2 separate regions of the Homo sapiens genome follow, and region 1 is linked to region 2. Evidence: read pairs that join two places in POLR2A ChIA-PET (ENCODE). Cell type or tissue: endothelial cell of umbilical vein. All regions are shown on one strand. Links, peaks and the distances in the headings refer to the core of each region. The heading gives the core; the rest is flanking DNA.

Region 1 (4,394 bases), core at 395-4,394, 54 kb before region 2:
ACATGCAAGTTATAAGAAATAATAGAGAGAGATTCTATGTACTCTTCACTCAGCTTCCCCAGAGGTAACATGCTGCAAACTATAGAATAGTTTCATAGTCAGGAAATTGACATTGATATAATGTACTCATCTCATTTATAGCTCAGTAATTTAAGTGTACTCATTTGTGTGCCTATATGTGTGTGTGTGTATTTATGTCTATGCAATTTTGTCACATGTGTAGGTTCATGTATTTATTACCACAGTCAAGACACAGAATAATTCCATCACAAGGGTCACTTATACTGCCTTTTATTGAATTGAATGTTAAATTTAAATGTATGCAAGGATGTTTTAGTGTTTCTTCTGATATTTCCTGTAACTTGTCAAGGCCGTGCAAAAAATTGAAAGTAGTTTCAAGATTTGCATATAATTTAAAATGCCTGTTTATATATTGTATTGCTATATTTTTAGTTACAAAGAAAGTTTAATTTAAAAATTATCTTCCTTGTTAATAATTGGTTTAATTTAAAACTTCATATAAAAATCGTGTTATTTTCCATCAAATGTGAGTCTTAAATTTAATTTGTATTTCTAAGTTTATGGACATCTGCTGTGCAATTTTGCAGCAGCTTTCAAAACTGGACATTGTAAACACTGAGGAATTCTAATGACTTTCTAAAGTGCTTACTGCCGTGCCCATGTGTAAACATTTATTTTGTAATAATTTATTTACAAAGTTTACTGCCTGAGTGCCATGGGTATTGTCTTGGAATTTAGGTGGGAGATTTAATATCTGTTTAGATACTACAGGGATGGTCCCTTGGGACTGATGAGCAAGCTCTCTACTCACCATGGGTGTTCTCCCTGCCTGCATGGATAGCCACTTTCATCTCTCACGACTGCCTTTGTTGCTGCTGCTTCTCCTGCTGCTACAGATAGTCACTCCTAATCTGGGACCAGTCCTGGTTTGGCCACATCAGGGACACATAGCATCTAGACTGCTGAGTGATGCATATGCTGCCTTGCTGCTAGGCCAATTGCATGTCTCCTGTGCCTACAGGCCTGAATCTGTGTGTGTGATGCTGCCATCCTGCAGCTCTGCTGCTCATGTTCACACCCTGTTGTCCTAGTGGACTTCACTTACAAAACATAAGTTCAAAGATAAAATTATTAAGAGTTTCAAGATGGCAGGAGCAGAACATTAAACCAAGCACAGGGTTCTTTTGACAGTGAGGGGCTCTGTGCAACTTCAAGGTCACATATCAATGAAGCCAAACCTGCATTTGTCAAATTAACTCTTAAATTATCATAAACTTTTCAAGCTATTTTATTTTGAATAGATATGGGTAGTTTTGTTTGTTGTTAATAGGGTTTTCCAACATCAAATTTGTAGATTTAAACAATAAAACAGAAGATTGAAAAGCCCAGTCTTATAAACCTTGGAACTGCACATAGTTGCTAAAAAATAAAGAAAATAACTAGCCCCATTTAGCTGAAAGGATTGAGGTTCTTAAAGTGAAATTCACTATTATTTAATTATAATAAAAGTCCTGCTCATATTAAATTATCCTCTCTATATATGTATTTTCGCAAAAGTAAAAAATAAGATTTAATTTTAACACAAGAAAATTAGTTGTATGTCATATTTTAATATGTACATAGTATAATAAACTCATGCAAAAACTCTTATTTTGGAGAATGAGCAAATTTATACTTTACTTTATCAGTGAAAATGTATAATACTCAGAAATACATCTAAGATTTCCAAAATTCTAGATGGTCCATGAACAAGAAATGGTATATTTACATTTACTAAAATGTAAAATCTAATTCAAGATTTCCTTTCTCCACATAAGGGTACAGACAAGGTATATTGTTAAAGCATCTTGAGGTATTTAGATAAAATGGAAATAATAAAAAGTTCAATGGGGTGTCGAGTGGAGACTACACTTTATTTCTATTGGTATTGTTTATTTCTTTTTGTATGAATGGAGGCAGGGTATGGAGCTGGAAAAGAAAGTTTAATTCAGTTTTTCAGAATAATACAGCTATGTCTATTCTCATTTATTTCACTAGAGACACAAAACACACACCTGTGTATACATGCTCTTAAATGACTTGAAATAAATATATATTAAAAATGCTTTTTTTTTTTTTTTTTTTTTGAGATGGAGTTTCGCTCTTGTTGCCCAGGCTGGAGTGCAATGGTGCAATCTCAACTCACTGCAACCTCTGCCTCCTGGGTTCAAGTGATTCTTTTGCCTCAGCCTCCCGAGTAGCTGGGATTAGTACCACCATGCCCAGCTAATTTTGCATTTTTAGTAGAGACGGGGTTTCACCATGTTGGTCGTACTGGTCTCGAACTCCTCGAACTCAAATTCCATCACCTCAGGCGATCCACCTGCCTTGGCCTCCTAAAGTGCTGGGATTACAGGCATGAGCCACTGTGCCCAGCCTAAGAATGCTTTCTTATTTTTAAAATCATTAGCAACTTTTCTATTTTCCATTCTTCACATGTTTCCATTCCTCTTTCTCTACCTACATTTCCCCAAAATCAGGTATGGATCATTCTGTGCCTTTCTCCATGTTCATATAATCACACACACATGCACATACACAAATCCATGATTCTGGCTTTTTTTCCCACAAAAATGAATCCTATTATATATGCTCTTATTGTTGTTATCACATATAAAATGCCTCCAAATAATCTGTTGTTCACATAACTATGTAATAGTTTGTTGATCACACCATAGTTAATTCAGTCATTTTTTCCATTGTTCTCCAGCTTTTGCCACTACAAACTATTCTTTAATTAAAAACTTTATCCATATATCTTTTCTTTCTGTCAGTAACACTCCCAAGAGTGTGATTGTTGGTTCAAAGAGTAAGATTTTCAGTTTGATTTTAAAATATATTGCCAGATTGATTTAAAAGGCAGTACCTTTTCCAATGTGTAAAAATATACTGTATCACCTTATAGAGTGAGAAATAATAACCCATTGTTATTTTTATTAGCATTTCCCTAGCCAAGGAATTTGAGAAGGCGTTCATGTATTTATTTACCAAATGGGCTTGCTCATCTCTAATGAAATTTTTTTTTCCTTATTAATTTGCAATGCCTCCTTGAAGACTGGGTATCACCCCTTTAACTGATATGTGCTATAAATATTTATTCCTAATTTATCATTTGCCTATTGACCTTCTAATCATATAATTACTCATATAAATATTTCAATTAGTTTATGTAGGAAAATTAAATCTGTAAGTTCCTTGGCAGCTGCTGGATTTCTCATAATGATTAAAAAGCTATCTCTAAATAAGATTATTCCTATGTCCTGAATGTTTTTTCAGATTATTTTATTTTTTATATTTACTTATACTTACACGTATTACCTAGAGAAAGGTTTTTTTTTTTTTTGGATATAGAAAAGTTCACATTTTCTTTATTCTAAATTAATGGAATGTCTTTTGTGCCAGTATATAACTTTTAGTAAATCAACAGGTCTCCATATAGAGAAATATATCTCTTTTATTATATATTGTCTCTATAAAAATGGTATTTGTGTCTGGGCTCAATATTTTGTTTCACTGCTCTGTTTAGCCACTTTTATACTGAGTTTTAATTAAACAAGGTTTAATTAAACAAGGTCCTTGTTTAAAAAACAAGGACCATCTCAATTCCAACAGGGGTTTAAACTGAACTACTGTGTGAGGGAATTTGAGTAAGACCATGGGTCATGCAGGTAAAAATCTAAAACACGAAGTTTGATGGGGAGTAGGAGTATTTGGAGGCTGAGAAAAGTTACCAAACCCCATAGTATGTGTGTGTACATATATAAAATTTTAGCCAGTCTAAATTGTAGAGAAGAAACAGGAGGGAATGAGGAGCATACCAGAAATATGACAGAATAGGGAACATACCAGGCAACACAGTGATGACCAGAGTCTGAGTCCTTAAACATTTTCAGTACAAAACGGGAAGCCAATGAAAACTTGTGAGCAGAGAATGATATGATCTAAACCGTATTTTAGGAAGATTGATCAGGCAGAATTGCAGAGTGCTGGTTCTTAACTAAGGATGATTTTACCACTTAGGAGACATGGCAACATACAACATCAGCAGACATTTTAGTTTTCACAACTGGCAGAGGTGCTATTAATATCTAAAGGGTAGAGGCCAGTGATGCTGTTAAAAATTCTGCAGTTCAGAGGAGACTCCCTCTCCTGCCTCACAACAAAAAATTGGGAGGTCCAAAATATTAGCTGTGGTGAGGCTGAAAAATCCTGAGGTAGAGGAAGGATGTAATAAGGACCAAATACAGAAGTCAGTATAAATGTTATTACAAGTTTATGAGAAGTGAAATGAGAACTTAAATAATATAAAAGTATAAAGCAACAACAATAACAAT
Region 2 (4,411 bases), core at 172-4,171:
ATGCAGGTTTGCTATACAGGAAAATTGCAAGTCACAGGGGTTTGATATAGAGATTTTTTTTTTGTCACGCAGGTAGTAAGTATAGTACCCAGAATAAATTACATCTCTAAAAACAGCAAACACTTCTAAAAAATGATGGGGTATATAAGATAGTAAGATAGAACCCAATAGGTAGTTTTCCTATCCTCTCCCTCTCCCACCCTCCACCCTCAAGTAGGCCTCACTGTCTGTTGTTCCCTAAAAGAGTATTTAAATGTTAATCATAATGGCCCTATGTCTAGACCCTCAAAGTTTAAAGAAAATGGGCCAATTAGTCTATTCTATATTTTAAGATCTCATTTAATAAATTGCTTACAGTGGTTGATACATTATAAGAATATATGTATAAAATAGCTGAAATAAGTTAAAGGTTTAAAAGCCAAATTCATCATAAAATTTACTCATTACTCCAGAATAAATTACATCTCTAAAAACAACAAACACTTCAAAAAAAATGATGGGTTATACAATGGGGTTACGAAATGTTCGTTTTAGGTTTCAAAAAGTGTCCCTCCTATTCTTTCTTATATCCCGCATTTATCACATGGCTTTCTTCATGTCACTTCTGATTCTGTCATATATCTCTAGAGTAGCATAATTAGACTGGGGTATAAAGCAGGAGGGATAAAAATGAGATGGAATAGAAAAAGCAAAGTGTGGAGAGCCTTTCATTATGGGAAGCAACTATATAATCTTGTCTGGAAAATTATCTGAAAATAGGCAACTTAGCTTACATAATTTAAGTCTATATAAGTCTCTTTTAAACAGAGAATGATAACCTTGAACTCTTTAGAAAGAGAAAGTTCATATGAATTGCCTGACATCCGTATATCCGTAAATTGAATAATACAGTAGAAACTATTAGTCTGCTATTCCACTGATTCCCAGATTGAAGACAATGTTACTATTTTATTCCAATCTGCATCAATTCAAAACAACATTTTTATGTGAAACGTAAATATATGAGGAGTTCAGAAAAAATAAGATATTATAATTGCCTTTCTTTGCCAGATTCTTTTGAATTTACGACAGTAGTAAAAGGAAAGACCCTAAAACCCAACACACACATACAAAACACAATGACTTTTCACGTATTTTTCATATACATTCTGAGCTCTTCCAGCAGTGCAGCCAATTCATGGTTGTTTTCTATAAACATAAATTGGCAATGGTTTATAAAAGATGAAGTTGTCTGGGGCTCATGAAGTAGAATGGTATGGTGGGTTCATCCTTAATCCAAGGGGAAATATGGATTTTATAACCAGCTACCATACTGTCTCTGGCTTTATGCAAATGGAATAACAATTCTGTTTCAGACTCTTTATCTTTAAAATGGTAAATGTATTTTTACTCATTTCCTTCAAAATAGGTGAGATAATGTGTTATACATACATGAATACTATATTTGTGAATGTCTCAACAACATTTAGAATAGCAAGGATATAACGGAGAACTAAGTCTAGCAAATTAATCATTTTGGAGGAAATATTAGACAGCAAAATACTTTTTTTTCTTCAACTTTATCAGGTGCCACTTGTTAGATAAGGTAATTTCATGAATAGTGCTTCTTCTGCTATTTGTTGCTTAAAATTTAAGAGCCAGTCTATGTAAGCGGGAACAAAAACATGTTTGGAACTTAACGGCTTGGTCTTACATTGCTAAAGCAACTCAAGGTCACCATAGCCAATATACAATCTCATCAATATCCTGTATCCCTCTCGATGATGAAATTATAGTTCGATTTAAAATTTTCTGAAATACACATTTTATCTGAAAACAAAATATCAGATTAGAGTTGATTTCCTTATTTTTTTCCTGTAAGAGAATCCACATCTGAGAAGGAAGAACACAGTATGTGAACCCTTTCCCTTTTGTGATGAGGTCATGTTTCTATCCAATAGAGAGCAGTTGCCAGGCAGACTTTGCTAATTGGGAGAGACAGGACAGCAAAGGAGAATCGCAACACTCAGCAGGCTGCTGACCTACTTTATTATTATAACTCATAGGAGCTACGAAGGCATTTTTTTTTCCAGTAGAGCTACAGTGACTTGTCAGCAAATTAGTTACCCTTTGTTAGGTCTTAAAAAAAAATAAAAAAAAATAAAAAAAAATAAAATCTTTCTGTTATGGCAGTACGTTCTATTTTAAAAAATTAATATTATCAGAATAATACAATTTCTAAGCCATAGAAATTCAAATCTAAAATAGATTACTGAATCTCAAGAGAGGGGAAATATATTTTTAATTAAGAGATTTTTTAGCTCATTTCTTCGTAATATTACTTTGGCTATATTATGTCAATCAGTCATTACCTAAGTAGTTAAATGGGCTCTGTAAACAAAAAGTGAATCTATTTTAATTTTGCCCTTAAATATTTGATAGAATGGCAATAGATAAAATAATTGTCCGGGTTTCTATATTCTAATTGTATATGTGAGCTTACATATGAATAATTCTCATTGCTTTTTTTCCAAATTATTTACTTAAAATATCAATAAATAGCTCTCTCTTCTCTGCCCACCCAGCACACATTTATTGGGATGATTATAGTTTTTGAGCTAGAAGTGCCTGAAGTATCTTGATTCCCCACTCTATTGAAGGTTCCTGATCTAAAGCCAGCTAATACTACTTGAAATGAATGTCTCTCTATTTTGTGTCTCCCTGGCCCTCGGTTTTTCATAGATTTTATTTCAATCCACACAGGGCTACTACTAGAACACCACTGGATGAGTTAGAAAACAGACTGTACTCCCTGGGTATCTAAATTAAGAAGAGAAAATAGGCTTGCATGGCTTCATTTTCAAGGGAACACAGTTTGGAAAACAGAAAAAAGGGGAGTAATTCACCAGCACTTGAACCATGCTCTTTGGGCAGTGCAAACATTTCAGAGCTCTCAATTCAAATTCCTATTAATAGATATGTCATATAATTTACCATTTCACTGGATTATAAATGTATTCATTGTTGAGCTTACATTTTGTCAAGTTTTATATAGTTTTTAGTACCCAGAAAAGATAGTTTGAATAAAAGCATGTTAGAATGTAAGCCTAATGAGGGCAGGGACTTTGTCTCATCCTCTACCATGTGTTTAGTGCCTAGAATAATGTCTGGAACAAAGAAATACTCAATAGATCATTTAAATGAAAAAATACATAATATACACTTAATTCATAGCTAAGAAGCTACGTACAAGAAAGTCAAGTGACTTGCATAAAATCAGCAGATTTAGGGGTTGAGGTAATTCCGATATGTATGTCTTTAAATTTAATTCTGCAAATTTCGCCCCCTATGTTTCTGTACAAACGAGTTAGGATAGGCTATGTTATGTGTGAGCTTCAAATTAAGACATGCTTCTGGAACTCAAAAAAAAAAAAAAAAAAAAAAGGGTTGAGGGCATTATAGCAGCTTTTCAATGCTTATACCTATAAGTGAAATATACTGCTATTCATAGGCCATTAATTATTAATTAATAGCACAGACAGGTACCCATCTAACTGAAAGGCAGCTAGAAAATATGGAAAGCACGTGGCTATTTGGTTGTTAGTAAGTGTCCCTGTCACATTGTTTCAAATAAAAGTAAAATAGAGTAACCTAGATTTTCCAGTGGAATCCCTTATTCTCTCCATATAGATTTTACTAATTAGACCATTACAGACATTTTTTATATCAGTTTTTTTCTCTGATATTGCTAGATTGGTTTACGCATCTTAACTTTTTGGAAATTAATATATCTATAGATATGTAGAGAATTAGAGGCTTATTAATTTTGACTTCAGCAATTTAGAGTATGTCCACGAGTTCTAAATTCAGTAATTTAGAGTATGGTCAAGTGATTGATTACTTATCTTTGAAAAAAATAACTTGAGATGCACAAATCATTAAAACAAAAACTGTATAAGGAAGACCACTTAAATAGATAACTGAATAATTAGTTTGCACATATTTTAAAAAATGCTGATAATTACCATTTTGATTATAAACAATATTTTAGTTAGCAACACATGCAGAGTTGGTATAGGAGTTGTCTAGGATGCAGATACATGAAAGACCAATTGTCTGCACTGTAGAATAGCACTTATCAAAATTAAATAATGCACAGATTCCTTCAAATCACAACAAATGAATCATTACAATGAAATACCCTTGACTTGGGTTAAATTATTTTGATTATAATGTTACTCAAATAAATACAAGTATAAAACTAAAACAAACATAATTTTACAAATCAAATACAAAATAATGAATCAACAAATACATCTTAATGTAAATTTACTGTGATGAGTAATGCTGTTTTGCTAAAACCAAGTAGGTGCATAAAATGTAAATGTAGTGCTGTAATGCCAGGTTTTGTAGATTGTGTGATTTTATACAG

What was found. Peaks named below come from ENCODE experiments on the same cell type or tissue, not always from the same donor. Only the 100,000 strongest peaks of a DNase experiment are listed, where the experiment ranks them.
Region 1: POLR2A ChIA-PET joins it to region 2 with 8 read pairs; 2 of 35 experiments call an interaction of 5 or more read pairs at or near these places.

Annotation. Positions count from the first base shown.
Region 1 is chr5:45,398,269-45,402,662 of GRCh38, forward strand. The region is part of intron 3 of HCN1 (hyperpolarization activated cyclic nucleotide gated potassium channel 1); the gene reads right to left. Among named protein-coding and RNA genes, the nearest start is that of HCN1, 300 kb to the right of the region's middle. RefSeq lists an enhancer at 627-1,147. In endothelial cell of umbilical vein, for the core only: no CTCF peak of the experiment used is centred there; no DNase peak of the experiment used is centred there.
Region 2 is chr5:45,452,360-45,456,770 of GRCh38, forward strand. The region is part of intron 3 of HCN1 (hyperpolarization activated cyclic nucleotide gated potassium channel 1); the gene reads right to left. Among named protein-coding and RNA genes, the nearest start is that of HCN1, 240 kb to the right of the region's middle. In endothelial cell of umbilical vein, for the core only: no CTCF peak of the experiment used is centred there; a DNase peak (open chromatin) is centred at 1,952.